Regions from separate parts of the Mus musculus genome. Here all the other regions are linked to region 2. A link is a loop called in an ENCODE intact Hi-C map of the cell type or tissue named here. Cell type or tissue: heart. All regions are shown on one strand. Region 1 holds the start of Ogfod3 (2-oxoglutarate and iron-dependent oxygenase domain containing 3). Region 2 holds the start of Sectm1b (secreted and transmembrane 1B). Region 3 has its middle 4.3 kb from the start of Tex19.2. Region 4 has its middle 7.8 kb from the start of Tex19.1. Region 5 overlaps Tex19.2 (testis expressed gene 19.2). Region 6 overlaps Ogfod3 (2-oxoglutarate and iron-dependent oxygenase domain containing 3).

Evidence for each region. Peaks named below come from ENCODE experiments on the same cell type or tissue, not always from the same donor. Only the 100,000 strongest peaks of a DNase experiment are listed, where the experiment ranks them.
Region 1: a loop joins it to region 2, with 2.5 times the contacts of the local background. A loop is called at or near these places in 11 of 42 quality-filtered maps.
Region 3: a loop joins it to region 2, with 2.2 times the contacts of the local background. A loop is called at or near these places in 11 of 42 quality-filtered maps.
Region 4: it touches region 2 in a loop (2.1-fold over the local background); 10 of 42 quality-filtered maps call a loop at or near these places.
Region 5: a loop joins it to region 2, with 2.3 times the contacts of the local background. A loop is called at or near these places in 8 of 42 quality-filtered maps.
Region 6: it touches region 2 in a loop (2.2-fold over the local background); 3 of 42 quality-filtered maps call a loop at or near these places.

What each region holds. Positions count from the first base shown.
Region 1 is chr11:121,200,116-121,205,115 of GRCm38, reverse strand. It overlaps Ogfod3 (2-oxoglutarate and iron-dependent oxygenase domain containing 3), which reads left to right and starts at 468. Exons shown (of 9, transcript NM_025402.2): 1 at 468-627; 2 at 2,008-2,225; 3 at 4,130-4,205. The coding sequence starts at 554. It also overlaps a transcript of Hexdc not described here. In heart, a CTCF peak has its summit at 3,088; a DNase peak (open chromatin) is centred at 725; H3K4me3 peaks cover 1,387 bases; H3K27ac peaks cover 1,382 bases.
Region 2 is chr11:121,061,742-121,066,741 of GRCm38, reverse strand. It overlaps Sectm1b (secreted and transmembrane 1B), which reads left to right and starts at 3,173. Exons shown (of 5, transcript NM_026907.3): 1 at 3,173-3,225; 2 at 3,439-3,546. In heart, a CTCF peak has its summit at 2,285; no DNase peak of the experiment used is centred here; H3K27me3 peaks cover 1,996 bases.
Region 3 is chr11:121,120,451-121,125,450 of GRCm38, reverse strand. No RefSeq gene overlaps it. Among named protein-coding and RNA genes, the nearest start is that of Tex19.2, 4.3 kb to the right of the region's middle. In heart, no CTCF peak of the experiment used is centred here; no DNase peak of the experiment used is centred here; H3K27ac peaks cover 2,349 bases.
Region 4 is chr11:121,135,875-121,140,874 of GRCm38, reverse strand. No RefSeq gene overlaps it. Among named protein-coding and RNA genes, the nearest start is that of Tex19.1, 7.8 kb to the left of the region's middle. In heart, a CTCF peak has its summit at 1,963 (motif pointing right); no DNase peak of the experiment used is centred here; H3K27me3 peaks cover 872 bases.
Region 5 is chr11:121,112,912-121,117,911 of GRCm38, reverse strand. It overlaps Tex19.2 (testis expressed gene 19.2), which reads left to right. Exons shown (of 3, transcript NM_027622.3): 2 at 12-85; 3 at 216-1,697. The coding sequence starts at 292. The coding sequence ends at 1,245. Among named protein-coding and RNA genes, the nearest start is that of Tex19.2, 3.3 kb to the left of the region's middle. In heart, a CTCF peak has its summit at 2,285 (motif pointing right); no DNase peak of the experiment used is centred here; H3K27ac peaks cover 35 bases; H3K27me3 peaks cover 1,963 bases.
Region 6 is chr11:121,187,352-121,192,351 of GRCm38, reverse strand. The region is part of intron 7 of Ogfod3 (2-oxoglutarate and iron-dependent oxygenase domain containing 3); the gene reads left to right. Among named protein-coding and RNA genes, the nearest start is that of Ogfod3, 15 kb to the left of the region's middle. In heart, no CTCF peak of the experiment used is centred here; a DNase peak (open chromatin) is centred at 2,481.

The sequences.
Region 1 (5,000 bases), 140 kb before region 2:
ATTATTAAAAAGAATTACAGAGTTGTGCATCCAGTTGCATGATTTCACCTGCTCGTCCTGTGCAAGGACTCAAAAGTCCTAGCCTTAGGAACCACACCCCCCCTACGCTCGCCCTCAATCCCCAACCCTGCCCGACCTGCCACTCTCAGGCAGTTCAAAGTCCCTGACAGGCTTCTCAATGCAGCTCTCGGGGCCGGGGAAAGGAGAGGGCGGCGGCCGTAGGAGACAGGTCATCCGGGCCCAGCACAATCGGTGGCTGTGGGCTTGACTCACCCGCGTCGCCGCCGCAGCCCAGCTACAGGAGAAGACAGAATTCCGCAGGTGCCTCAGGGTTGCAGTGCCAAGGGCCGAGAAGGCTCCGCCTCCCCCCACCCCACCCCACCCCCGCCACCGCTCGGCCTCCGATTGCTCTCGTCTGGCCGTGAGCCGGACGAAGACCGAGCGCGTCGCTCCCGCGTCCCGACCCCGTTCCCGCCTCGCTTTCGCTGTCGCAGCTATTGCCCCGAGTTTGGTGGCTCTCGTGTCGTAGCTGGCTCTGCGACGGCTGGGCCCGATGGCGCCTCAGCGGAGGGGACCACCCAGAATTCCCGAGGGAAGTAGTGCTGCAGAGCGCCGGCGCGCGACCAGGTAGCGGGATCCTTAGGGACCGGGAGGCCGCGCGCCACAGCGGGCGGAGCCTGACTGGTGTGTGTGGGCGTGGCCACTCCGAGGGCGGGGTCGGAGGGAGGCAGAGCGTGGTCTTGATTGCTGTGTCCTTGGCAGAGTGAGGCGTGGCCATCCCAGGGGTGGGACCTAACAGGGGTGGGACGTGCTCATGACAAGGCGGGGTCTGACTCGTGTCTGGGTTGGTCCCTGGCTAGAGGTGACAGGTGGGACCAGCCCTACTGAGACTTGAGCAGGCTTAATTTAGAGAGAGGGCGTGGTAGTGTGGGCGTGATTGATGTGTTGGGGCGTGACTTGGTTAGTGTATCCTGCGGCATCCTTTCTATAGTGAAAATGTCCACGTGGCTGCCCACCTCCAAGCTCTGCACAGAGGCCCTGCCCACAGGAAACCTCTTCTTGGAGTCGAGCTGCATTCAGTCACGTGAACAGGTTTCTCTCGCTAGGGACCCTTTTTGAGCCTTTAGGACTCCCCACCCACTACATGGTCTGTCTCCTCACATCTCTGCTGGTTACCTCATCCCAGCCTTTCACACCTCACCTATCCAAAACTGGCCTTGTGAGCCTCTGTCAAACCCACACCTGAAATGGTAACTAAGAAACGGAGTCCTTAGGGACAGGGACCTAACTCTGACAATTCTGCATGTATTTTGAGACCTTTCCTGGACAGCAGAGCTCAGCCACTCTAGTTATACACACAGAAGTGTAGAGACACAGACACAGCTTCATCAGGGACCGGACCACACAGACCTGGGTCGTAGAGGAAACTTACACATATCATTTCTGACATTCTTCTGTGCTCTTTCTGGCTCCAGGTTTATGATTTGAGTTAAGTAGATATGCTTCATGTACGCTGGTTTACGTACACATGTGTTCGTGTAGAAACACAGGCTTGGGATGGGGCAGTCATATATGGATGCATGAGTGATCAGAGACTCACATGCCCTGACAATCCTCCAAATAGGTGCTCTGTGGGCTGGACAGAAATTACCTATGGTCAGCCCACAATTTTTTTGCCCATTGAAGCACATATTCAGCCCTGTCTGGTCAGAGAAGACAGGTCCATATACTGCCTGGGAAGCTCTTCTGAGGGGTGGTGATGGTGGGCATCCTGATAAGCTTGAGTTGTGGATGGAAGTAGATGCCCTACTTCCCACCAGCTGCCTCATAATTAGCTTACAAGTACTTCCCATATCTCAGGATTGATGGGATGCATCCATCTTGATCAGAGATCAGTGTAGACACAGCCCAAGCCTGGTGGCATCCAGTGTGAACATCTTGTGAGTTTGATTGGCATGCTTAGTATGATGGCTGCATCCAGTGGCTGGTTATCGTCTCTTTCTTTAGTACCAAGAAGGACCGGCTGCCTCGGGAGGCACAGAGGACATGGCTAAGGATTGTGGCCTTTGGGGTCGGCCTTGCTCTGGTCACATGTCTGCTCTGGAGTAGTGTGGGGATCGATGATGATGTTGCTGAGGTTGTGGCCCGTCGTGGTGAGGTCCTAGAAGGCAGGTTCATTGAGGTTCCCTGCTCTGAGGACTACGATGGTCACCGAAGGTTTGAAGGTATGTGCCACCGGCTTCTCAGTAAATTAGAGTGGCTGGTAGGGGCTGGAGACATGGCTCAGCATTCAAGAACATTTGTTGAATTTCCAGAAGACCAGATATCAGTTCCTAACACCCTTGACTGGCAGCTCACAGCTGCCTGTAACTTCACCTTCAGGAGATCCAACTTCTCCTGCAGGCACCTGCGGTTATGTGCATATAGTTATACCCAGACACACAGGACGTGACAGAAATGAAACTCAGCATTGACTTTTGCTACAGTTAAAACAATATATGTGGGCAGAGACAAGCCTTCCCTTCCCAGATAGGCAAGCTCACGCTTGGTTGGAAAATAAAGATGTTTCAGAGTTGGCTTCCAGTGCCACTCAGATGCAGGCAGCACCTTATCAGGCTTCTGTGCCCAGAGGCTGCCTGCAGAGAGGTAACAGAATTAGGGAGCCAAGAAAGGGTCAGCCAGATGGCTTAGCTGTTAAAACACGTAACACAAACTGGATGACCTGAGTTCAGTATCCTGAACCTACACAGTAGGAGAGAACCAACTGCTGTCTGTAGTTCTCCGACCTCTACACGCTAGTTATAAGCCAGAGTTCTGAGGTTGGGCCCAGGGGAATAGAGGGAAGCTGCAATGTCAGGGTCTCAGGGCCAGGTGAGGACAGCCTAGAGAGCACACACCTTTGGACTGGATTGGTGGGGTGGGGTGTTGGCCTCCTTGGGCTGCTGTTTTCCTGAACATTCGATATCACACAGATGCATTCTGTTCCTCAAATGTAGAATCTGGGCCTAGCTCTATAAGGGTGGTTTATTTTTTTACATTCAAAGTAATGTTTTGGATGTGAATGGAGAAAAGGTTCCATGTTCTTCCACAAAGGGGCGCTGTTGTGATGCACAAGAAGTCAGCCCTTCAGCCACATGTGAACCTGCAGAGGAAGAACTTTGTGGACCAGGTGGCCAAGGACAAAGGGCACATCCTCTTCTCCTTCTGCAGTCGATAAAATAAACATGTTTCTGTTGTGTTGGATGCTCTGTCCTGGGAGTCTACTTGGAATATTCTAATTTACAACACACACACACACACACACACACACACACACACAAATTGTAAATGGCAGTTTACCAGCCAGCATATCTTGTAGTAAGGTCCCCAGAGTTTACAGTCCCGTCTCATGTAAGAGCACACAGCTCACTCAGGGCAAGGGGAGCTGCCAGAATACAGGGACCGGTTGTTTGCCGAGCTTGCTGCAGATGCTCGACTCCAACCTGGCATCTCTCCAACAACCCTAAACATCATCACACTCAACTCTCCCGTCAGAGCTGCTTCCAACTTCTGCCCTCTGGGTGTCTGTCTGCATGACTCCACGGTGAAGGAGATGCAGAAATGAGTATGGCAGGCAGGTACTACGGTCCTGGAGACGGATGGTGACCAGAATGACAGGCTCAGCTTGGGCTGTGTCAGAACTTTCTAAAGGGACTCTAGCAAGCAAGCAGGCTAAGGACATTGCCAGTTAGTATGTTAGCCCAGGCCTATAACTCAGGAGGCTAAGGCAGGAAGTTCCTAAATTTGAGGCAGCCTGAACTACGTAGAGAAACCATGTTTCTAACGAACAAGTCAGAGCAAGACCAAAATGTCAATGTAAGGTCTGGGGACTTCCTTGTTTCCCCGGGCCTTGGGGGCAGTGACAGGATCAGCCTATGTGGGAAGCCCAGGACACCTGGCAGGAAGGAGATGTGAGCTGAGGTTCTGCATAGGGCGAAATCGCAGTGAAAAGTTACTTTTTATCTGAAGTTGGCTTTTAACTAGGTGTTTTAACCAAACTGGCCCTCCCTGGTCATGGTAGAAGACTTTGTCAGCTTGGCCATGATCCTCGGGCAGAAGTCAGCATTTCTCCTTGGCTGTCACCCTCCAGGCTGTACCCCCAGGAAGTGTGGCAGAGGTGTCACTGACATCGTCATCACCAGGGAGGAGGCGGAGCAGATTCGCAGGTACCCATGCACCTCTGCACTTTGTCTAGGGCATCCAGGAGTTGGGTTGAGCAGTGAATGGGGGGGTGAGCCAGGGCAACAACAGAGTCTAGAGAACCCCCACAGTTCTGTGAACCATCCTCAGGGGTTTGGGGGGTCAGAGGGCAGGCGTCCTCCTTCCTGCTTCCTCTGAGGAAATGCTGTGGCCTTAGCAATGTTTCTGATGATGGAGCAGTCTAGAGGCCCAGCCTCCTCCAGGAAGCTTCCCCTGCTGTGGAGACAAGGGCTCCTCCGGCCCTACCTGACAATCAGTATCTCTGTGGCTCATAAATACCAGCTCAGAAGCAGCTGATACTGAAGTTTTCTGTGTGTGGATTTAAAAAAACAAGATCTTAAAAAGGAAAGATTTCTCAGGGTGTGGTGGTGCACGCCTTTAATCCCAGTACTCGTGAGGCAGAGGCAGGCGGATTTCTGAAGCCAGCCTGATCTACAAAGTGATTTCCAGGACAGCCAGGACTATACAGAGAAACCCTGTCTTCAAACAAACAAATAAAAAGGAAAGATTTCATTTTCTGACCAGCCAGCCATTCAGACTCAGTATGTGGCTCCTCATTTGGCCCATGAGCCCCATTCTTCTCTCTCCTCATGCTATTCCTGCTAAAGTGCCCAGCAGGAAGCCTGTCCTCTGCATCCTACCCCCCACCCTGATCCTATACATCTACGATACCTGAGGATTATTAATGCTTTCCTGAGGGGTTAGTGTTCCTTGGTGGTCCTCTCTGGGATGGGATGGCTCTTTGACAGTCTGAACTGTAA
Region 2 (5,000 bases):
AAGAAGGGGTTGCTTTGTCTGAGTTTGAGGACAGGCTCTATCAGTGGGGAAGGCCTGGTGGCAAAACCTTGAAGCAACTGGAAACGTCGTGTTCTCTCAGGAGACAGAAAAACCCAGGGCCGGTGCTCAGCTCAGCTCGCTGTCTCTTTTCCTTTTTTGGTTTTTCAAGACAAGGTTTCTCTGTGTATCCCTGGTGTCCTGGAACTCACTGTGTAGAACAGGCTGGCCTTGAACTCACAGAGTTTCACCTGCCTCTGCCTCCCAAGTGCTGGGATGCAAGGTGTAGGCCACCACACTTGTCTTGCTGTTCAATTTGGAATTCTAATCCCAGCCCATAGGGTGCTGCTACCCACATCCTCCTCAGTTAAATGTTTGTGGAAATACTGGCATAGACATATGGAGAGGTGATTCACGGTCATTCTAAAGGTAATCAAATCGAATGATGACAGCCACGGGTCTTGTTGTAGCCCATTAGCTCCCGGTCTCCTTGCACACTTAGGCTCAGGGCCCTATGTGTCCTGGTCTCTGAAGCTTGTCATGTGTTTCCTCAACCAGTCACAGGTGCTGATGCAGGAAGCTCCATTAAAAGTAATTTCTGAACCTCTACTGAAAAGGGGAAGCTTCCAAGACCACGAAGTCCCTCTGTCCCCTGAAGCTACAGGAATCCCAGAAGGAAACTGAGTCAGAGGTCTCCACTCTTCCCACCCCTATGGCTCCTGTCTTTCCAGGTTCTGTCTGTTGGGGATTAGTGAATGCCAGTCCCACGGTGCTCCCTATCCTGGTCCTCTCTGTCAAGGTCAAAGACAGAAGTCGCTCAGGACATAGAATTCTTGTAGGAACCTTCAAAGGACACCTGGACAGATGCTGCCTGCCCTCACACAGGTTTGTCCTCATAGAGTAGGAAGCTAGTCCCAAGAAACATGTCTGCACCTACACTGTACTGCGTTCTGTGTCATGGGACCTCAAACTCACCACCAGCACAGTGAACAGTTCTGCCACTCGGGCAGGAACGTGCTCTGGGCCATGCGTCCCTGTATGATGGCGTACATGAGTTGTCCCAGTGTGCCCATGAGATCACCCCCACACAGAGACGAACAGCGACTCTGTCATTAGCATGAGAAGACAGTAAGTAGATTCTAGGACAGTGCATGCTCCTCCTGCTGTTCTGGGGGTCAGGGCCAGCAGGGTCATTGACCCTGGGTCTGGACACAGCTTGTCACTTGTGTCCTAGGAGAAGGACCACTCTGTGGTGCCTTCTGGCTGTCCATTGGTCCAGATGACCTGCCTCTGCTGTGCTTCCAGGGCAGTCACAGCCTGGAGTCTCTTCTTTAGGGTCAAAGCCAGGCTTTCTCATTCAGGCTGGTGTTTTACCTCACGGGATATTTTACAGATGTGAGGACATCAGACCCCAAAGTAAAATGATCCTCAAGACCAAGCTCCTGACAGCAGAGACCTAAGCTGCAATCTGACCCCTACCTCTGCCCTATGCACATCTTTCCTCCTGCTCCACCCTCAAGGCTTCACTAACACTCTACTCACCTCATTTCCCCTCCCCCATCGCTGTTGGCTCGTCAATCCAAATAGGCTAGTTGGCTACCAGGATATGGAGACATCTGAAAACTCAGCTTCCCAAGAAGAGAACACATATATGGCCCGAGGACATGAGCCATCTATCTCTACAGATGACGCTGTGTGACCACAGAATCATTCATGAAACCCCAAAAGCATGAAAGACAAAGGGATGGATTGAAGAGATGTCTCTGTAGGTAAAGCAATGGCTTTGCAAAAATGAGGGCCCAAGTTTGATCCCCAGAACCAGTGTAAAAAAAAAAAATTAAAAGCTGAGTATGATGTGCACAGTTATAATTCCAGCACTGAGGAGGTACCGCTCTCTCAGACTCACTGGCATACCTGGTGAAAGCCAGGCCAACAAAAGACCCTGCTTCAAAACTGTGAATAGTGCCTAAGGTAGGACACACACACACAAAGGGGAGGGGAGAAGATGGGAGGGAGGGGAAGAAGGAGGGAGGGGGAGAGAGGGGGAAGAGAGAGAGAGGGGGGAGAGAGGGAGAGAAAGAGAGAGAGAGAAATTAAAAATAGGATTAAGCCACAGAGGACAGAGGACAACAGGAAATAGATACCCAGCACTCCTAAATTCTCAGCAGATCCTGCTGAGGAAATTGAGAGTGACCTTGGAGCATAAATCTCTGAAAACTCTGTGGGTGAGACAGGAGATGTCACAACTTCTGATCAGAGAATGTGCAGAAGGTGACTCCTAGTGGAGCTAGGACACAAGCAGCTGTGTCTGCCAGTGAGACCACAGCAGGACTGTATACACACTGAGACCGTGTACACACCGGGGTGGGATTTTTGCACACAGACTCTCCAGAAGGCTAAGCTGCATCATCACCTGTAGACACTGACCTCAGAGTTGGAACTGTCACTGGGAAAGACTTGTAATGTTGTTGTCCCTGCCTTGTGGTTTCAAAACAAATCACCTAGTTTCACTTTCACGGTGAGTTTTCACTGAGACAACAAAGGTGTTTTAATGTTTGGGGTGAGACACGGAACCTTTAGCTGCCCTTCAAGATTCCTTACCACAGGACATCCTTGCCCCACCATCCCAAGGACCCCTACCTCCGGTCTGGTAGCCTAAGCCTTGCCGGAGGGATACTACAATCATGGGATCATGGTTATCTGATCCTCTCTCTAACGTTGGCACTAGGGATATCTGGGAACCCTGTGAATGTGGAGCCCATGCACTGTGTCCAGTGTGGGCACTAGGCTCCTGCCTTTCCCTGTGTGGTTGCCCAGAGTCTTCTTGCCTGTGATGTCCCATGCAGGGAGACAAGTCCCCCTAAATGAGCAGTCCCTGAGCCCTGAATCAAACACTGACCGCAGCCATGACTAGCCTAGGAAAAGCCTAGACTTTCTTCCCGTGCTCCTAAGGCAAGTAGCTAAAAGCCGCTTTCAATTAAAATGTTTTAATGAAGGAGTCACTCAGAAACTCATCACTGTTGTGTGGACTCAGGGTAGTTCCTGCAAATGACACTCTTTCCCGAAGTTTGTTTTCTTCCTGGATTAATGCAGTCCCTTGGGTATGAGAACGGGTGGTACTTGGACCGCCTCCTCCCTGACACGCCCTCAGGTCAGGATGAGCTCAGCAAGGGCTACACCAGAGTTCATTGCCAGAGAAGCAGGTAAGAAGCTGGAGCACACATGCAGGTGAGAACTGGAGGGGAGGTGGCACCCAGAGTGTTGGGGCTCTAAAGCATGTGGGGTGAGACCCTCAGGCAGGGTGTCCCTGGCTGCAGCCTCTCTGGGACCCTCTGTTTATTGGATGCCTGTGTCTCAGTGATTTGTCCAGAGTAAAGGTGAGGCTGAGGAGTGTCCAGGCACCCTGGACATCAGGAGCAGAGTGGATCTGTGTCTCTCCAGGTGCCTCCCACCAAGCTCCAGGAGGAGCAGGTGCAGCAGCTGGGTTCTTCGGTGTGAACTGAATGGGAAGAAGAGAACAGAGCATTCTTTCTTGTCATCTGATCATGAGTACGTAAGCCAGGGGGAGGGATTTGGTGCACACAGGTGAGCTGCAGTTGACACGGGTGAATTTCTGAGGCTGGTCACTCAGAGAATCAAGACTCTATGTTATGCTCAGTCAGTGACCTGTGTGGGTCCTGTTGTTTGGGTCTCATCTTAACATAAGTAGAAGCCAACGTCTGGCTGTGGGGTTGAAGGTTCTTCTTGTGACTTTCTTCTGCAAAATCCTTGAGGCTCCATGCATGCAACTCCCAGCTGAGCTGAAGGCCATTGTGTTGCATGGGATGGGGTCAGATCTGCTTCTATCTCCTTTGGGGCTCAGCACTCATAACTGGTGGACATAGGTCATGGCATCATTTCCATCAGGAGATCCAGCAAAGGCATTGGGAAGGGAGTGTCAGAAAGGTGACATACCATGTTGGCTGTGCCAGCTGAGTCCTGAAACAGAGATCTCCCCTAAGGAATCAAATAAAAATACAGGGAAGGGACTTAACCCACACAGTCCTTGGGCAAGAATGGCAACAAAGTCTGTCAACCCATCTTTAAGGTACTAACATGAGCTTTGGGCTTAAATAGAGGAGTGGGAAGGGTCTACATCGTTAAGAAGTCCTGGTCACAGCGTAGTCTGGTTGATCACTATCTCAGTTCTGATAGGGTGCTGCCAATAAGTCCTGGTTGAGGGATAATGGGGTTCCGAAAAGGTGGCTCCTCCTGCTGGGGTGACTGTGTTAAGGGATCTGTGAGAATGTTATTCTGACACCCTGGATCACTGCAAACTAAGAACAATGACTAGAGACTTTTCATGCATTTCGGGGGGATCTGGAACATGACACTACGAAAGCCAACAGATGCTTCAGAGACTCCCGTTCTTTGTCTCCTCAGCCATGAGGAGTTCATGGGCGTTAGACAAAGGCTCCTTGAGTAACTGCCATACTTATATGCAGAGCTGATCATGAGCTGGAGCCAAAAGAACACAGATGCAAGCAAGGTGGACACAGATTCAGCCTACTTCTGGTCATTCTGTTGACTTAAGTAAAGAGGTCCTGTTATAGCTGGGAAAAACCCAGAAGTTCCCAGGGCCTGAGAGACAAGGTGGCTGGGATCTGGGTCCACAGACAAAATAGAGGCCTGAAAGAGAAATAATGCCATCTTCTCCCTCTTGAGGATCTCACCCTCACAAGGGTGGCACATAACCCAAGTCCGCTGGAAGAAGGCTGAGAACTCTCGTGTTAGGACATGATATGGAGCAGCTAGGACTCTGGAGAAAAGCCAGAGCCACACTAGCTGTGGAGAATCAAACTTCAAGTTTGTCTCCTTCAGCTCCGTAGATCCGAAGGATCAAACCCAGCAGTTAGACTTGGCAGCAGGGCTTTCAGCAGCTTGGCAGACAGCCCTATCTTCTTTGTTATTTTCTGCTGTCTGTTCCTCCAGAGTGCTAGGATTAAAGCCAGGTGCAACTACAC
Region 3 (5,000 bases), 59 kb before region 2:
ACGCCCGGCTTTATTTTATTTTTTATTTTTAATATTTATTTGTTTATCTTATTTATGTGAGTACACTGTAGCTGTCTTCAGACACACCAGAAGGCGGCATCAGATCTCATTACAGATGGTGGTGAGCCACCATGTGGTTGCTGGGAATTGAATTTAGGATCTCTGGAAGATCGGTCAGTTCTCTTAACTGCTGAGCCATTTCTCCAGCCCGTAATTGCAGATTTTAAAAGACAATCTATATAGCATATTTTTCCCTGAAAAAAATTTCTACTCCAGATAAATTATAGACAAATAAATGATAACAGCCAATAGGCAAATAGATGGTGATAGCCGTAAGCTCTGCCATTATGTGTGTGGCAGCAGTTGGTTATAATGACAGGTGACAGAGCCAAAGTAATGCCTTCAACTTTCCATTTCTAAATCACCATCAAAGGAAATCACACATGAGGTCATTCTGTCCTAACAGTAGTCCAGAGAGGCACACATAGTGTCTGGACTCATGTTTTCACCAATAAAAGCCAGGGCGTTACTGAAACCGAGGTGAGCTCACCTCATTCTGCAGCCCCTGCATCACAGCAGCAACCTCTTCCTGAGCTCTGGCCTTGTCTGATTTCACACAGTCCTTCTTGGTGGGGGTGCGGGGGTGTCTCTGTGAAGTTTGTTTCCCAGGATGTCCTGACAATGACCACCGGATGATGCTGTGTGCCCTGCTTTCACCCTTGGCCTTCAGCACAGGCATCTCCATCAAATATAAACTTGTTACCCTCTCTCCTCTTGATGAAGACCACCCTTAGGCACAGCCTGTCTGGATGATGGATGGATTCCTATGGCCACTGGAGGGAGATAGTGATGAGTCTCAGGATATGCTCTGGAGAGCTGGAGCAGAGCTGGGGTGGGAGGACCAGGCAGAAAAGCTCCCAAGGAGGGTTTAGGTACTGCAAGAATCCAGGGACAATAGTTACAAGGACATTTGCTGTTGAATGTGAGACTGATGTCTCCTTTCTGCTGTGTCTGTTCAGCCTGCATCAGCCACTGACCACAGGCCAGGGACTTTCTCTCTGGGAGCATCCTCAGGTGGAGCAAAGCAGCCTTCTCAAGTGTGGCTGGATAGAAGTTTGGAGAAGAGGGCTGAATTACCCGATTAGTATAGCCAGTCTTTGTGAAAGACATTTATTGGTTGTGGTGGTCTGAATATGCATGGCCCATGGGAAGTGGCACTTTTAGGAGGTGTGGCCTTGTTAGAGGAAGTATGTCACTGTGTAGGTGGGCTTTGAGGTCTCCTAGTACTCAAGCTCTACCTAGTGCTGAAGAGACCCTCTTCCTGGCTGCCTGTGGAAGATGGCCTCCTTCTGGCTGAATTCTGATCAAGATGTAGAACTCTCAGCTCTGCCAGCTCCATGACTGAGATCAGTGAACTCATCTGAAAGCTGCCTCCCAGTAAACCTACCTTTTTACTTCTGATTCGGCTTCAATTGATTCCTTCCCTCAAGCCCTGGAAAGCCCTCAACCACCGCAGTTCCTCCGACAAATACCACCTTGTCAGTGACCCCACCTATAATGGGGTGGGCCCTCCTACAACATTTGCTTATTAAGAAAATGGTCTATGGGCTTGCCTACAGCCTAATTTTTTGGAGACATTTTCACCATTCAGGTTTCCTCCTCTTAGATAACTATATCTTGCATAGCTGGCACAAAACTAGCCAGCACATGGTGTTCCAAGCACAGGCCCTCATCCTTGTTCAAAAAGCACTCTTACCCACTGAGCCGTCTCTCTAGACCAAGAGAAGACGTTTTCCTGGGTCTTGTGCTGGAACACCAGGCACAGCACAGATGTCTTTTTTGGCTGACGGAAAAAGTGAATAGACAACCTGGTTTTACAGCCAGAAGAAGTGTGGTGGGGGTTGTTAAATAAGGGACTGTGGTTTAGCCAATCCCAGGCCTTATCTGGGGCCACAAGAAGAAATGTCTCCTTTTCTGATTGAAAATGGCTACATAATCACGGAGAGGTTACTGTCTTAGTCAGGGTTTCTATTCCTGCACAAACATCATGACCAAGAAGCAAGTTGGGGAGGAAAGGGTTTATTTGGCTTACACTTCCACATTGCTGTTCATCACCAAAGGAAGTCAGGACTGGAACTCAAGCAGGTCAGGAAGCAGGAGCTGATGCAGAGGCCATGGAGGGATGTTTCTTACTGGCTTGCCTCCCCTGGCTTGCTCAGCCTGCTCTCTTATAGAACTAAGACTACCAGCCCAGAGATGGTCCCACCCACAAGGGGCCTTTCCCCCTTGATCACTAATTGAGAAAATGCCTTACAGTTGGATCTCATGGAGGCATTTCCTCAACTGAAGCTCCTTTTTCTGTGATAACTCCAGCTGTGTCAAGTTGATACAAAACTAGCCAGCACAGTTACCAAGACTTGTCTAGATGTAATGTAGCTTTCTTTGACTGGTATAGGCTGTTTGGGGTAGCCAAGGCTGGAGTATGTCTTTAGTTGTCAGTGTAGTGGTCTTCTGAAGCCACTGGTCTGTTTCTTAGCAGTTAGGCTTGCAGGAAGACAGTTAAGCCCCGCCAGCAGTACTGCAGTTTCAGTATTTGGGAGGCTGAGACAGGAGGATCACTTCAAGTCTGAGGACTGCCTGGGAAAAATAGTAAGGCCTCTTCAAACAGAAAAAAAATAAAATAAACAAGATATAGCCTGGCTGATAGGTCCTTCCTCCAGCCTGACAGGCAAAAGAAAGGCCGCATCAAATGCCTCCCCTGTTCTCCCAGAAAGCACTTAAAATGAAGAATGTTTATGAAGAATTAAGAAAAGCTCTTCAGAGAAGAAGTCTAAAAGCAGCTAACAACACTTAAGTATTTACTAATATTTGGTAGTGTTTAATCTTGCTCCAGAGGGAAAGTGGGTCCCTCTGCTCTGTCTCACAGCTCCCTGACCTTGGAATTCCATCTTAAAGAGATATGAGAAAATCCACTGCTGTCATTTAATCAGCCCAGCTGTGCTATTTGCTAACACCATCCAAGCAGACTAAGACAAGAAGCAAGCCAACAAAAATATTTAGGAATGAGTAGACTACACAGCAACTAACAAAAGACCAAAAAGGTTAGGTGTGTGGTGACACAGGCCTATAATCCTGACATTGTGGAAGCTGAAGGGAGGATGATCAGACGTCAAGGACATTCATATCTCTCTACTGTTTTAGCCCAGTCTGCATTAGATAAGACTCTGTGTGGTTACTGTCTATTGTCATTTTGTCGGAATTTAGAGTCTTTATCTGAAAGTTAGGCTGCTGTGAGGGATTTTATTGCTGCATTGATAGGTATGGGAAGATCCACCATAACTGTGGGTGGAATCACTCCCTTTCAGGGTACCTCCTGCAATACACACACACACACACACACACACACACACACACACACATATAGTCAGAAAGCAAGTGATGACTCTGTAGACTAAAATGGTTGCTCAGTCTGACAACTTGAGTTCAATTCTGGGATTCTATGTGGTGGGAGGAGAGAACTGACTCCCAGAGATTGTCCTCTAATCTCCACATGAACCCCAAAGAATATGCACATCTCTTACACGCCCAGGTAGATTTCGGAAGGAGCGTTAAGAAGACAGAGGCAGAAAAAAAAAAGCCAGCCTGACTCCAGCTGGTGAGACTGTTTATTTCAGACGGTGAGGGGCTGACACTCTGCAGCAGGAAAGGGGTGCCTGTGAAAGGGGAAGGGGATACTTGGACTTTTTATAGGAGTTTTGGAGAACGAGAAGTTAAATATAAATTCTGGGACTCCATGCAAGCCTGAAGTTTCTCCTCCTAATGTCTACGCCACCGAGAAAGGCTGATAGTGGTTTGAGCAGCCAGTTATTACTTCCTAAGAATTTTATTTTTTACAACAAGGACACTCTATCATACATAATGAATTAAATTTAATAATAAACAAACCTAAACTGATGTGGAGAAAGCAAGCTGAGACCAGCATGGTTTAATAGCTGTTTTCTGACTGCAGATGTTATATTTAACCAAATACTTCAGGCTCTAGCTGCCTTGACCTCTCCACCCCGATGGACTGTCATTTAAATTGTGAGCTAAAATAAGCCATTCTTTCCTTATGTCACTTCTGTCAGGGTAGAACATAGCAACAGAAAATGAAACTAAGATATCCTGTACTAAAAATAAACATCAAAGGGCTGGAGAGATGGCTTCAGGGTCAAGAGCACTGGCTGCTCTTCCAGAGGTCCTGAGTTCAACTCCCACCAACCACACGATCACAACCATCTCGAATGGGATCAGATGCCCTCTTCTGGTGTGTCTGAAGACAGCTACAGTGTAAACAAACAAACACACAAACATCAGAGCCAAGCTGTGGTAGCACTCACCTTTAATCTCAGCACTTGGGAGGCAGAGGCAGGAGGATCTCTGAGGTGGAAGCTAGCCTGGTCTACAGAGTGAGTTCCAAGACAGCCAGGGCTACACAGAGAAACCATGTCTCCCCCCCCCCCCCCACACACACACAAGTAACAATAAAAATAAAATAAACATCAGTGTGGAGGCAGAGGCAGGAGGATCACTGTGAGTTCGAGGCCAGCCTGGCTTTACATAGAGAATTCCAGGCTAGCCAAGGATACATAGAGAGAATGTGTCTTGGAAAGGATTTTGTTTTGTGTAATGTTTCCAGAACTACACTGATCCTTCTACAAGGCCCATTAACTCCCTGGAGTTTAGAATGTCAGCAGTTAGCACCTGAGACATACAGCTGGGATTTCCCCACTTTGGACCATGGAATACTGGGTATATATGTTTTAGGGCCATAGACACTCTTATATAGCCTCCGAATAAACTTATCTCCTGTCTCTTTTTTTCTCCCCCTCCAGCTCACTCCGGCCCCGCTTGCTCCAGCCTATTTATTTTATTATATATAAGTATACTGTTTCTGTCTTCAGACGCCCCAGAAGAGAGCATCAGATCTCATTTCAGATGGTTGTGAGCCACCATGGGAT
Region 4 (5,000 bases), 74 kb before region 2:
AAAATGATTTATTTATTTTTAAAAAAGATTTATTTTATGTATGTGAGTACACCATCACTTTACTCAGACACACCAGAAGAGGGCATCAGATCCCATTGCTGTGGTTGTGAGCCACCACGTGGTTACTAGAATTGAACTTAGGACCTCTGGAAGAGCAGTCAGTGCTCTTAACCACTGAGCCATCTCTCCAGCCCCTCCCTGCTCTTTAGAACTGCAGTTGTGAGAAGAATTTAATGTGATGCCCACTAGGACTAGAGCTGAGCCTAGAAAGCCAACAAGGAAATGTGTTCAGTGAACTCAGGCATTTTCCCAGCAGCCTCTGACTAGCTGACCCTGGATAGCTGGAGGCCTTTACAGGAACCTGCCTTTTTGGGCCTCCTCCTAGTCTGGGAAGCTGAGCAGTTGCCTTTCTAAGGCTTTAACCCTTTGCTTCTCAGTATGCCCTAGCTCACAGTCAGACCCAGGCACACTGCGTTCATGTCCAGCAACTCAGGCCAGCGTCTAGGCTTTCTGAGCTAGCAGAGATTTGCCTGCAGCAGGCTGGGAAACTTAGGTGCTTGTGGCTATTCTGTCTCTCACGGAGGATCCTATACAAGTCATTTTCCTGCTAGGGATTCTGAGTGCTAGCTCACTGGGGTTTGCAGTTGACAGCCACTGAGCCAGATGTAGAAACTGTACATAGTTAGTCCTGGTGCAGCAACCCAGATACCTGGTACCTGGTTGGCTTGTGTCTGTCGCAGAGAGATTGTGTTTCTCTTCTTTGGTCCCTAGGTGTCTCATCTTACACTTTTTAGTGTACTGAGATATTTACATGAGAGATATTTTCTGTACCCTCAGCTGGGCTTCAAACCATCTCTACTGTTTCTTCTTCCATTTAAAGTGATTCAAGTTTTCACAGGGGCAGGATGCAAGCTGTCAGGGAGAGTTTCCCTTACCCCAGTTGGAAAAGAAATTTTAGCAAGACTGCTTTTTAAAATCAAACAGTCAGCAAATTGGGAGGTAGATACAGGAGGATCAAATTTTCAGGGTTCTGTGTGCATACATATACATAAAACAACAAACAAATAAATAAAATTTTAAAAAGTTTTTAGCTAGTCTAAGCACTTAGCAAGTTTGAAAACAGCTCAGACTATATGAGATCCTGTCTCGAAACACATAGACAAGCAAATAAACAAAACAGTACTTAGAAGTATTTTTTTTTTAATTACTGGGTAGTATAGTATAAAAGACCAGCTGTTAAAATCATGAGAGCTGATAGGTAAGGCAGTAAATGTCTGACCTCTCACACCAACCAAGATCCACAGAGGCAGTACACAGGGGTAGGTGAGGCCAGTGCTCACCCACACCAGGAGCATGGTTGGATTAACTACCTCTGACTCTGGCTGCCATGTCCTAGTCCAAGAGGAACCTGTGTGGAAAGGTGAGTTATTCAGTAAAGCACATACTCATGAATTTAGAAGAAAAAGTAGATTTGGCCCCTGCCCCGCCAAAAAAACCTAATTAGGTCCAAGTGGACCAAACAATAAACAAGCAAAAATGCAGCTGGCAGAATGCCGCAGACAGTAGGAGACAGAACCAGAACCATTTCAGTCAAGGTGGAGGGGGAGGCAGAGCTCCTCTTGTGAACCTTCAAGCCATATCAGTAAACAAGAAGGTTCTTTTGGGTGTGGCCCTGTTAACGTCTGCATGGAAAATCCTCCTGCATGCACCTCTGTGGGAAGCGGAGGCATCAAGCAGATGTGGCCGCGACAGCTGGAGAAGTGTGCACTTGAGAAGAGGTGGGACAAGCAGAGGCACTTGGCCCTTGCCAAGCTTAAGCACTTGATACTCAGTTCCTGGAAATGCCATCAGATCTTGGAGGGATTCTTAGGCAGGGAGGGTGTGGAACGGACGACAGTGACAGTTGGGAGCTGAAAGAGCAGCAGCGCTTCGTTGAACAGTGAGCTGATGCCCAGTACCTCCAGGGGGAGCCTCTGGCTTTGCCACCTGACTGAACAATCTCTTTGCCCATGATGATCCAATCTCTTGTGTCTGAGGCTGAGCAAGGTCTCAGTTCTCAAGCCCAAGTCCAGCAGGGTTATGAAAATAACCCAGACTCAGCCTTGCTCTTTGCTGGATCCTCTAAGCTATCCCTATAGTTTCATGGCTGATAAGCCAGCAGCTTGTTGAGCTGAGCCTGCTGGTGCTGGTGGTAAGAAGGTGGGGGGCTCTCTCACTATCTAGGACTCCTCATTACCCACAGAAAATGTGTCTGCTCGCCCGGCAGTTCATAACGGGGGTCCCTCAGCCCGTGGGGCAGAACCGCTTTGGTTCCGAGTGAGTCCCAGAGTTCAGAGGGGCTGAGAGAGAGAGGGCTTTCTCCGGGAGGTTTAGTCTCGCTCTTCAAGCCAAAGGCCTCCCCCTACCAGGATTCTTGATAAAGAGACAACTTTGCTTGTCGAAATTGCTTTATCTGATGGTGAATGTAAATGCATACATCGTACTCAGGGTGAACTAGGGTTTAAGTACCTTTTGCGAGAAGGAATGCCCAGGAGGGGAATATGATTGGCTGAACACTCAGAGCCTATCTAGATACCTCCTTAACATGGAGAACTCCGGGTTCTTTTTTCTTTGTTTGTTTGCTTTTTGGTTTTTCGAGGGTTTCTCTGTATAGCCCTGGCTGTCCTGGAACTCACTTTTAGACCAGGCTGGCCTCGAACTCAGAAACCTGCCTGCCTCTGCCTTCTGAGTGCTGGGATTAAAGGCTTGCCCCACCACGCCCGGCTGAGAACTCCGGGTTTCATGCTAAATGACTTTCCTCAGGTAGAGTTAAGTGTGGGTGGCATAGAATCTCCCGGACAAGGTCAGAGAAGCCTGCTAACAATGGAGTCTCCCATTTTATGCTCAGAGGCCATCCGGTCGTGGTGGACTTGGACCTTAATTAGCAGTTTTCCTTCGAGACTACCCTTCCACACAGATCATGGACAGTAAAGCTGAGGGGAAAGGTCATTCTAGGCAGGAGAGCCGCAGTGTGGGGAGGAAGTAGGTATTGATTCTCTATGCTAGCCAGTATTGCATCAGGGTCCTGGTCCACCTGGTCAGAGAATAAAAGGAAATGCAAATGTAGATGAGAAGCTAATATTCACAGAAAAAACTAGTTGTGCATAGAAAATCCAGGAGGGGGGTCATACTCAGTCATTGAGGAAGGCTTACAGCATACTGAGCGCAACAATGATCATTGCATTTCTAAGTACCAACAATAAATAGGAAGCTGTGCTCTAAAGCATGATAGTGGGAAGGCAATGCATGCTTGTCAACCCAGAAAGCCAGTGGTCGGATGCCAGGTTTGACTACATAGTGATACCTTTCTTTACTCTACATAAGTAATTTTAAAAGCCAAGCCTCGTGGCCAAAGCCTGTAATCCAGGCCACTCAGGAGGCTGAGAGTCCAATTAAATTTTCAAGGCCAGGCTTGAGAGATGGCTCAGTGGTTAAGAGTGGTTGCTCCTCTTCCAGAGGACCCAAGTTTGACTCCCAGCACACACATTAGGTGCTTCACAACTTCCTGCAACTCCCGTTCCAGGACATCTCGCCCCCCTTCCTCTGACCTCTGCAAACACCTGCATAAAAGTGGCATATACTTACTTATTTTGTCTCAAAATAAAAAGTAAAAAAAGAGCGGAGGATATTACTCAGCACCAGGGCACTTGCCTAGCGGGAACAAAGCCCTAGATTCGATCTTCAGAACAAAAGGACACAATTATATCAGAAAATAGCAAGTCTTGAGGAATAAATAGAAAAAAACGATGTATAAGACCTTTGTGGGAGCCGATTTGAGAACTATTAAGACAACAGACAACAGAAGGGTGCTAAGCCGATAGAAGGGTGTTCTTCCACCTTCTTTGTGAAGACTAGCTGTTGGAAAGACACGCTCATTGCCTACTTGATCTGTGGGCTCACTGCAGCATTCATTGCTCAAAGTCCTGGCAGGTCTTTTGGTAGAATTTGACAAGGCTGTTTATGAAAGAGATCAGCTTTGGTGAGCTGGCTGCAGGGGGACTGGTGTGACTGCTGGGTGTTGCATTTATAAATTACAACTGTGCATTTTAGTCCACTTTTATTGTTTTTGGATTAAAAATAATCAAAGGAATGTGGATGTAAATGACCCCCCCCCCCTTTCAGGTATTAACAACAACACCAGAGACTTGCTGGGCTTTGATAAGTTGGACCAGGGACGTTCATGGCTGCAGTGGAAGCAGTAAGGACAAGCCTGAGCCCCCAGAGAGAGTGGCAGGCACGGGAAACTCATTCTCTGCTTCCTGGGGCCATAGAACCCTTCTAACAGCAGCTTACACGCCCTCTAGAGTGCTCTGTGTTCTTGCTCTCTCACTCTCTAGCTCTCTCTCAAATCAAACTGTAATGCCAATATATAACTCTGATCAAAAAAAGGATAAGACATGATCTAGAGGAGCTGGAGAAATGGCTAAGAGGTTAAGAGCACAGAGGTCCTGAGTACAATTCCCAGCAACCACAAGGCGGCTCAGAACCATCCGTAACAAGATCTGACTCACTCTTCTGGAGTGTCTGAGGACAGCTCACATTGTATTTACATATAATAAATAAATAAATAAATCTAAAAGAGAGGGAGGGAGAGAGAGACAGAGACAGAGACAGAGACACAGAGAGAGAGACAGTAACTATATTAAGAGATTCTGGAAAATCTAATGATACCATAAGAATGGCATACAGCTCTGATTTTTTAACTGAATTTTAAGGGCTCTGAGTCACCTCATTTATTTCCTCTGCCTTATAACCTGCCTTTCTTGACTTATTTGCATCAGTATAGAATGTAGAGGCTCGAGAAATTGGTGTCCCTTTTATTATATGAGGGAGAATCCAATTAGTTCCTTTTATAAACTGAAGTTGCTTGCTTTGGAGGTATTTGTTGTTAATTTCTCCCCCAAAATTACCAAAAGCCCTTTGCCAATGTTCATTTTATGCCCACAATGAGGCAATTTCTG
Region 5 (5,000 bases), 51 kb before region 2:
TGCCTTTCAAGCTCTCCAGACATTGGAGCAAGTGTGAAGCTGAAGAAGTTTCTGGAAGCTCAAGCCTGTCTACTTCTCCAGAGAGGTATTCATTTAATTCTCACCCAGTTCTCGTACCACTGCCCCGTATCCTGCAGCCCCAAAGCCCCTAGACCTCCTACTGTGCCCTGTTTTCTCCCGTTTCTCTCATTCTCACCTTTTCCACCTATTTCTAGCCTCTATGGTCCTACTGAGACCATCGAGCAAGTCTTCCTCTGTGTGTCCGCTTAGCTGCAGACAGACTTCTTGACCATGTGTCCCCCAGTCAGCGTTCGCCATGGGGCCAAGGGCATGTCCTGCCTCTATGGGGCGTGGCTGTACCATCTTGTCCATGGGGAACAGATGAAGATCTGCTTTGCTTGCTTCAAGGCAGCTTTCCTCGTCGTTAAGAACATGCTGGAGATGGGAGACTGGGAAGAAGGAGTGTGGGATGCTGAGCCCATGGAACTCTCAGAGGCATCGTCTGAGCCCGAGGAATGGCCCGGGCTTAGTGGGGGAGAGGGCCAAGGTCATCTGCCACATGGCATCTCTGTCTCTGCAGGCTCTGGGGCTCAGGGACCCCAGCCTGTGCCCACTGAGCTGGGGCCTCAGGAAGCTGTACCCCTGGATCTGGGTCCTGAGGATGCTGAGTGGACCCAGGCCCTTCCCTGGAGATTTGATGGGCTTTCACCCTGCTCCCACTGGCTCATCCCTCCTTTGTCCTGGTGGGAGATTTTCAATGTAAGCCCATCTCCTGGGCAACCTGTATTGTTGGAGTTGAGCCCCACCTGGCCCATGGACCCGTTGGAAGCAGAAGCATGGTTGGTAGGCCTGAAGTTCGTTTTCCTTCTGGGTGGCTTTGACGCCATTTGCTACATGCTGTCAATGACTCCCTGTTGGGCCGTGAGAACCCGTGTCCAGCGCTGGCAGGTGTTGCTGGACCCTGGTGACGTGAGAGTGGCCCAGCTGCAGAATGCACCTGAACAGCAAGACCTGCACCGCTGGAAGCTAAGCGTCCTGGAGTCCTCAGAGCTGGGGATGGAGCTGGTGCCTGCTGACTGCAGCCTACAAAAGGGAGGCTTCAAGGTGCATTCGTATTTGCCCTGGCACAATAGCACCCCAGAGTCCTGGAGCAGGGAGCCAGGGGAGAGGCTCCTTGTGGTAGAAGTTGTATCTCTGAGGGAGTTGCCCTGCTTCCGTTCCCCCTCCCCTGATCCACACAATTGAGGGACTGGTGCTTGTACCACCCCCAGGTCCCCCTCCCCCCGGGACTGAAGAGCCAGAGGTTGCCTCTCAGCCACAGGTCCTGAAGGATGTCCATCATATTAAGGGGAGGTTGTGGATCAGCCTGGGGTTGGGGCCTCAGGGAAGCTGGGTTCATCGTCCCTAGTTGACAGTTCAGTGTTCGGAAGGTTAGACTCAGCTTCATGTGCAGGGCAAAGACTTGTGTATCAAGTCTTATGGGGGATGGGTCACTGGTCCTTCCCCAGTTCTGCCCTAGTTGTAGGTGGCGACACTAGAAGTATGACACCAAGTCACGTTGGTTGACCCCGTGTTCTGCACTTGGCTTTTTCTGAGGGGCTGTGAGTCCTGGATTCAGAGTTGACTGCTTTGTGCTACTTGCTCAGTTCGTGCCCTGTGCATGCTTCTGTGTTAATAAAGTTACTGTTTTCATAGAAGTCTTTTGCAGTCTCCTCATTGGGTCCCCATGGGTCGTTGGCCTCCTCTCCTGGGTGAGTAACTAACCCACTGGCTGAAGATCCCACAGAGCTGGCAAGGGGACATTGGGTTCTCATCTGTTTGCTGGGTCACATGGTAAGTTTTTCTCAAGTGTATCAGCCACATCTTCATAACTGGAATGTACAGGACTAAAATAGAGGTAGTTTTTCCATATATTGATGAATAGTGTCTTATCTCATAGATTGACAGGAGATCACACAGGCTTGTAATCCCAGAAGTAGCATTAGAAGCTTGGTCACCTTCATCTACATACTGAGTTTGAAACCAGTCAGGGCTAGTGATAGCCCTCTCAAAAAGACAAAACAAAAAAAGTGGTTTTTTTTTTTGTTTGTTTGTTTTCGTTTTTCCTAATAATGAGAGTCATCCACTGCCTGACCCGTGCTGGGCCAGGGCTTCTGAAGCATATACCTTGTGCTTTCTTTTTTTTTCTCATTTTTTAAAAACCTTATGTTTGTTGGGGTTTTTTTGTTTTTTTCTTTCTTTTTAAATTTATTTTAAAAATTTATTTATTATATATGTAAGTACACTGTAGCTGTTTTCAGACATACCAGTAGAGGGCATCTTCTCTCATTACAGATGGTTGTGAGCCACTGTACTGGCTAGTTTTGTGTCAGCTTGACACAGCTGGAGTTATCACAGAGAAAGGAGCTTCAGTTGAGGAAATGCCTTCATGAGATCCAACTGTAAGGCATTTTCTCAACTAGTGATCAAGGGGGAAAGGCCCCTTGTGAGTGGAACCATCTCTGGCCTGGTAGTCTTGGGTTCTATAAGAAAGCAGGCTGAGCAAGCCAGGGGAAGCAAGCCAGTAAAGAATATCCCTCCATGGCCTCTGCATCAGCTCCTGCTTCCTGACCTGCTTGCATTCCAGTCCTGACTTCCTTGGTGATGAACAGCATTCGGTATGGAAGTGTAAGCTGAATAAACCCTTTCCTCCCCAACTTGCTTCTTGGTCATGATGTTTGTGCAGGAATAAAAACCCTGACTAAGACAGCCACCATGTGGCAATTTGAACTCAAGACCTCTGGAAGAGTAGTCAGTGCTCTTAACCACTGTGCCATCTCTCCATTGTGAAGCCCAAGCTAGTCTAACATTTAGCCATCTTTCTGCCTCAGCTTCTCAATTGCTTGGGTCATATGCACAGGCCACAATGTTAGTTGTCCTGGAGCTGAGTACATGAATCTAATCTAGGGTTCTACAAAAATGGTCCCTGGGCTGTGGGATGGGGTGCATGGTATGGAGCCCTGCAGAAGCTCTGCTTTCCCCACCTACTGAGCTTTATGACCTGTTGGTGGCTTCTGCCCCTCCAAGGGTCCTGGCAGTTACACAAAGGCTCACCTGTGTTATTTGTTCATCTCTTGTCATTCATGAGTGCTGATTAGCACCCCTCAGTGGTCATGGCTTAATCAACCGTGCACCTTGACACATTTATTTCCATTTGTTTTATTTGTGTGTGTGTGTGTGTGTGTGTGTGTGTGTGTGTGTGTGTGTGTCCCAACTGGAGTTAACAGCCGGTTGTGAGCCACCGGCTCTGGGTGCTGAGAACCAAACTCTTGGTCCTCTGAAACTGCAATGCAATGGTTTGAAAGGGATATCCTACATAGTTTTCAGCATTTGAATACTTGGCCCCCAGTTGCTGGCACCAGTTGTGGGCTGCTTAGGAGACATGGCATCGTTGGGGAAAGCATGTCACCAGAGGCAGGCTTTTAGGAAAAGACTTGTACCACTTTGAGGTCTCTGCCTCCTGCTTGCAAATCAAGGTATGAGCTCTGAGTTTGTGTTCTAACCAACATGCTGCTTGCTGCTGTGCCTTTCTGCCATGAAGGAATCTTACTTTCTGGAACCATATGCCCAAATAAATTCTTCTGGAAATTTCTATGCTCATGGTGTTTTAGCACATTAATTTAAAAAACAAAAAACAAACACAAGCAGCAGCTGCCAACAGCTGCAGTGCCATGTGCTTGTTTTATGGAAGATGGAGCTCAGAGCTCCGAGCATGCTAGGGATGCTTGCAAGCATGAGAGATGGAGTTACAGGAAGTTGTGAGCTGCCTGATGTGGGTGCTGGGCCCTGAGCTTGCATCTTCTACAAAAGCAATACACACTCTAAGCTGCTGAGCCATCTCTCCAGCTCCAGGGTTTCACTCTTGTACTCTTGGCTAGCCTTAAATTCCAAGCAATCCTCTTTCTTCAGCTTCCCAAGTGTGAAGTGGGATTTCAGTTGTGTGATCCCACGTTTGGCAAGAAATGGTATAGAAAGAATATCTTATGTGTGTATGGATGTGGCACCTGTCAATAGTAAATCTGATGGCCTATGGCTTCGGCGGGAAATAGAAGGTGGGCCATCCCGAGGCAGAAAGAATTCTGGGATAGAGCCAGGCAGGAGATATGCTCGGGGAAGATGTGAGGAGATGTCCACAGGGTACCTGAGCACAGGTAACCAGCCACATGGCAGAATGTAGGTTAAAATAAACGGGTTATCCTAAGTTACGATTCTAGTCAGAGAAGAGCCTAGCTATATGACCAAGGTATTTGTAAATATATTTTGAGTCTGAGTCTTATTTTTGGGAGCACGGGGCTGGGAGGAAGAACCAGAATCTAACTACAACAAGGTTGTCTTTGAGCGTCTCTGAGCAGCCCCACAGAATGGAATGGACTATCTGGGGGTGGCACTGGAGTTAGGTATAATGCTTACGTCATAAGCTTTGGTTTCTTGCCCAATTAGCCCATAACTTAATCCCCCAGCCTCTTTCCCTCTTTAGTTTTTATATGAATAAATGCTTAGGCCATAAGCTTTGTCTTGTTTTCTGACTAGTTTGTAACTTATATTTTATGTCTTCCATATTGTTGGTCACCTCTTCTGAGTTTTATGCGACTGTCTCTTTCAGCTTTCCAGGCAAGTATCTTGTGCCTGACTCTTTCCCAGAATGCCTCTCTCTATCCCTGCCAGAATTGCCATCTCCCATTTCTCCCCTCAACTTATTGGCCATAAGCTCTTTTATTGACAGGAGATGCTTCCATGCAGTTCACAGGAGATTCTATCTATAGGGGAGGGTGTCCGCAGGCCCACCTTACCTAGCCCCTGATCTGTACAGTGTCTGACAGCCATCCAGAGCTGTGTATCATATATGCACTCCCCAGCACACACTGGTAGTTGCTGTTCTCTACAGCAGTAGTGGTTCTCAACTTTCCTAATGCTGTGACACTTTAATACATGTTGGGTGATGCCCCCAACCATAAAATTAT
Region 6 (5,000 bases), 130 kb before region 2:
CACCTACTCCAACAGGGCCATACCTTCTAGTAGCACCACTCACTGGGTCAAGCATATGCAAACCATCACACCTTCTCTACCTGTGACACCCTCCCTTGAGAGTTCCAGCTTTCCCACCCACAGTGTCTTGCTTTGCTCCTCCAGGTCCTGAACTAACCATAACCAGTCTAAGAAAAACATGTACAATCTTTTTTTCTCCTTTTTTTGGGACAAGGTCTCACTGTGTAGCCTTGGCTGACCTAGAACTAACTCACTATGAAGACCAGGTTAGTCTCAAACTCAGAGAGATCCACCTGTCTCTGCCTCTCAAATGCTGGGATTAAAGGTGTGTGTCACCAAGCCCTGGTGTATCACTCTGTTCTTTCAGAGGGAACTAAGGCTCAGAGAAGTCAAGTCAGTTGCTTAGTGTCACGCAGTAAGAATGCTCTGCGGAAGCACTGCTTTTGCACGCACGTACCCACAAATAAAAATAAAACAAATCTTTAAAAAATATTTCTCTACAATACAGGGAGAATTCGTCTTTCATGAAGCTTTTTAAATAATATCTTTTAGTGTGTATATGTATGTGCATGCACATTCCATGGTGCCTGTGTGGAAGCAGGAGGACAACCTGCTGGAGTCTGGTTTTGCCTTCCACCATGTGGGTCCCAGGACTTGAATTCAGGTCTTTAGACTTGTTAGCAAACACCTTTACCTGCTGAGCCATTCCCAAGCCCCTGTAGTCATGCCTCGGCAACAGCCTTTCTCTCTGTATGATGGTGTTGTTGTGGTTTTGTTTTGTTTTATTTCTAAGACAGGATCTCTATGTAGCCCTGGCTATCCATCCTAAAACTGACTATGTAGATCAGGCTAGCCTTGAACTCACAAAGATCTGTCTGCCTCTGCCTTCCAAGTGCTTGTATGACAGACATGCATCACCATGCTTGGCCAATGTTCCTTTTTCTTTTTCTTTTTTCTCTTTCGGTGTCTGGGATGGAACCCAGTCTCTAACGCACACTAGGAACACACCACTCCACTGAGCTACGTCCCAGCCTCTCAGTGATGCCTCTCTATGTACAAGTGTTTGGTTTTTGTTTTCAGTTTTTTAAAGTGTATATGAGTGTTTTGCTTATATGTGTGAATATGTACCACATGTGTGTCTGGTGCCAGTGAAGGTCAGAAGAAGATATCAGATTCCTTGGAAGTGTGGTTACAGATGGTTCTTAGCTGCCATGTGGGTTCTGGGAACCGTATTTGGGTCCTCTGGAAGAGTAGTCAGTACTCTTAACTGCTGAGTCACCTCTCCATCCTCTATGTGCAGGTCTTTATTTGTTTATGTTTTGTTTTGTATTTTTGAAACAGGGTTTCTCTGTGTAGCCATGGCTTTCCTGGAACTTGCTCTATAGACCAGGCTAGCTTCAAACTCAGAGATCCTACTGACTTGGACTCCAGAGTTCTGGGACTAAAGGTGTGTGCCACCACCACCTGGCCAGTTTTTTAAAGTGTTATTCTTAATTGTGTGTGTGTGTTTGTGTGTGTGTGTGTGTGTGTGTGTGTGTGTGTGTGTGTGTGTAGGTATAAACACATGAAAGATTGAAGGTGCCCTTGGAGCCTGGAAGAGGACTTCCCATCTCCTGGGGCTATATTACCTGTAGTTGCAAGCTGCCCAATGTGGATACTGCTGGAAACCAAACTCAGGTTTTCTACAAGAGCAGCAAGCATCCTAACCACTGAGCCATCTCTCAAACCCCTCTATGTGAAGCTTTAAATGCTTTCTGAAAGTTTCCAAGTTATTTTCCTGGTGCTTGTTTACTGCTCAGTGGTGGAGTGTGAGCTTGGTTACTGTGTTTGGAGAGTTTGGGGCTATCATTTCTTTATATCCGTGTTCGCTTCTTTTCCTGGGACTCAGTGACAGAATATAGAGCTTTAGGTATGTTCCCAAGGCTCCACTTGCTAGTTCTTTGTCCCTCAGGTCTACTCAATTCCTCTAAGCCTTCTCCTGTCCTGGATCCAATCCAGTGTGGTTTTCAGATTGAAGAATTCTGTCTGTCTGTTTGTTTTGAGATTGGGTCTTTGTGTAGTCCAGGCTAGCCTTAAAGTTTCTGAACAGCTGAGACTGACACTGAATTGCTCTTCCAGCCTCCAAGGGCACCTGCAGTCTCCCATGGTCGGTACCCACACACACTCATATATACAATGGTGCTAGCATCAGAAGCTAGTACCAGCATGCCTGTCTTCCTTCAGTTTCTGTCGAGCTGTGAAGTTTCTGTCTCTGCCTGGCAAACGGTGATTACTCCCAGGATCCCTGTGGTCCATGACTAAATTCTACCTGTCTATCAGAGAACCGAAACAGCATATGAGACTTGTCTTTGCTGATTAGATGTTTGCTTTGGCCAGCCTGATCTACATAGTCAGTTCCAGGACAGCCAGAGCTACATAGTGAAACCCTGTCTCGGAAAAATAAATTGCTTCAGTGAAACAGAACTAGGTGGAAATTTGGGTGACTGCCACAGTGTCCTGCAGGGCTCCGTGCCATATGACTTCTAGCCAGTGTGCTTCATTTTATGTTTGGTTGGTTGCATAGTAATGTACCCTACAAGGTTCAGAAGTAAGAAGACAGAAACCCCCTTTCCCAGAAATCCCTCACTTGTCCAAATCAACACAACAGCCAGATTTTAGGGTCTTTTCTCCAACTACTTCCCCCCCCCTCTGGTTTTTCAAGACAAGGTTTCTCTATGTAGCCCTGGCTGTCCTAGAACCTGTTTTGTAGAACAGACTAACCTTGAACTCAGAGATCCACCTACCAGGTGCTGGGATCAAAGGTGTGCACCACCACCTCCTGGGATCTCCAACTACTTTTTTTTTTTAATGCTTATTTGTTTGTTTGTTTGTTTTATGTGAGAACACTGTCACTGTCTTTAGACACACCAGAGGGCATCAGATCCCATTACAGATGGTTGTGAGCCACCATGTGGTTGCTGGGATTTGAACTCAGGTCCTCTGGAAGAGCAATCAGTGCTGTAAACCACTGAGCCATCTCTCCAGTCCCTCCAACTACTTTTATGCAAAAACAAAGGCATAAAATACTATGTTTTGTTATTTGTAGAAAATCACATTTTTTGAAGTTGTTTCTTTTCCTGTTAAACAACTGATCTTATTAAGCAAAATTTGATCTTGAAGTAAGTGGTTTCGTCCATAGAACCCTGCCATTAGTAGGTCTACATCTGTAGTGCTCTTTTTAAAAAAAACTAATTTAATTTACTATTACTGGAATGTGTGTGCCGTGGTGAATGTGCAGCGTTCAGAAGATAACTCTGTAGAGTTGGGTCTTTCCTTCTGTCTCTGTACAAGTTTCAGGGACTGAACTCAAACTTTACTGTTGCATCATCTTATCCTTTTCATTGTTTCTAAAGGAAACTAGAGAGTTGGATACTGAATATCCTTTACATGATGTTTTTAAAATATTTAGTATCATTACTGTGACTGCATGTGTGTGTGTGTGCATGTGTGTGTGCACGCACACGTTTGTGTGTATATATGGTATGGGCATATGTGTGGCGGTCAGAAGACAACTCTGTAAAACTGATTCTCATCTTCCACCTTTCCATGGGCTCAGGGAATTGAGCTCAAACACTAGGCTTGCACATAAGCACCTCTACCCACTGGGGCATCTTACTGGCCCTAGAGCATCTTCTACCTAGTAGGCCTTCCAGCACCCTTCTCACTGGCCGCAGTCACCTTAGGTTAATACACAGCTTTTAATATGTTCTAGTTAACAGTAGAGGCTATTCTACTTATGACTGTGCCATGTTTCACTCACACACCAGACCTTTGTGTCCACTCTCCTTGGAGCACATGGGCATATGATATGATCTTCTATGTAGGGACTGGTCTCTTGGGTATAGATGTATGTACCGACGAACAAGGGATTGCTCTGAAATCTAGATTAGAAATTCTACTGGCCTAAGAAAGTTTTAAAAAACATGCTCCTAGTGGCATATGCCTTTAGTCCCAGCACTCAAGAGGCAGAGGCAGATGAACGTCTATGAGTTCGAGGCCACCCTGGTTTACAAAGTGAATTCCAGGATAGCCAGAGCTATGCAGAAAAACCCTGTCTCAAAAAACCAAAAACCAACATAACCCAAACCAAAATAGAATCACAAAACAAAACAAAATAAAACAAAACAAAAACCCAACCAACCACACCCACTATTCTCCTATAAACCACCCTCCCCCACCCCCTCCTTTCTTCCCTTCCTTTCTGTTTCTCAGACACTTACTCTTTAGTCTGGGCTATACTGTGTAGCCCAGCCTGTCCTTGAACTTATAATGATCCTTCTCCTATGTGCTGGGATTATAAATTTTAATATTACTAATTTTTTTCTTTTTACATTCCAGCTGTCCACACATTTGTAACTAGGAGAAATGAATGTTGTGGTGTCTGATGATAGCAGAGATCTGTCACTTTCCCATGTGAAAGTCAATTGCCCAGAGACCATTTTAAAAGTCACCTGGGGTTTCCCCACTAATCTGGGGTGTCAATCACACAATTTACCAGTTACACATAAATTCATATGTGAGTTTCTAAGTTCTCTCTTCTGTTCTAATATGTTTACTTTATGACACGTGGATGGGTGTTTTGCCTACATATATGTCCATGCAGCACATGTGTGCCCACAAGGGCCAGAAGATGGTGCACTGGAGCTTAAAATAGCTGTGAGCCACCATATAGATGCTGGGAATTGAACCCAGGTTCTCCAGAAGATCAGGTAGTGTTCTTAACTACTGAGCCATCCACCTCCTGGTTTTTTTTCTGTTTCTGATTACATTGTATTTATTTGGGGCATGTGTGTGTGTGTGTGTGTGTGTGTGTGTGTGTGTGTGTGTGTGTCTCATGGTGTATGTGTGGTGGTCAGACAACAGCTTGAAGGAATCAGGTCTCACTTTGTATCATGTGGGTTCCAGTATCAGGCTTGCTAGCAAGTGCCTTCACCCACCAAACCATCTTGTCAGCTCCCATC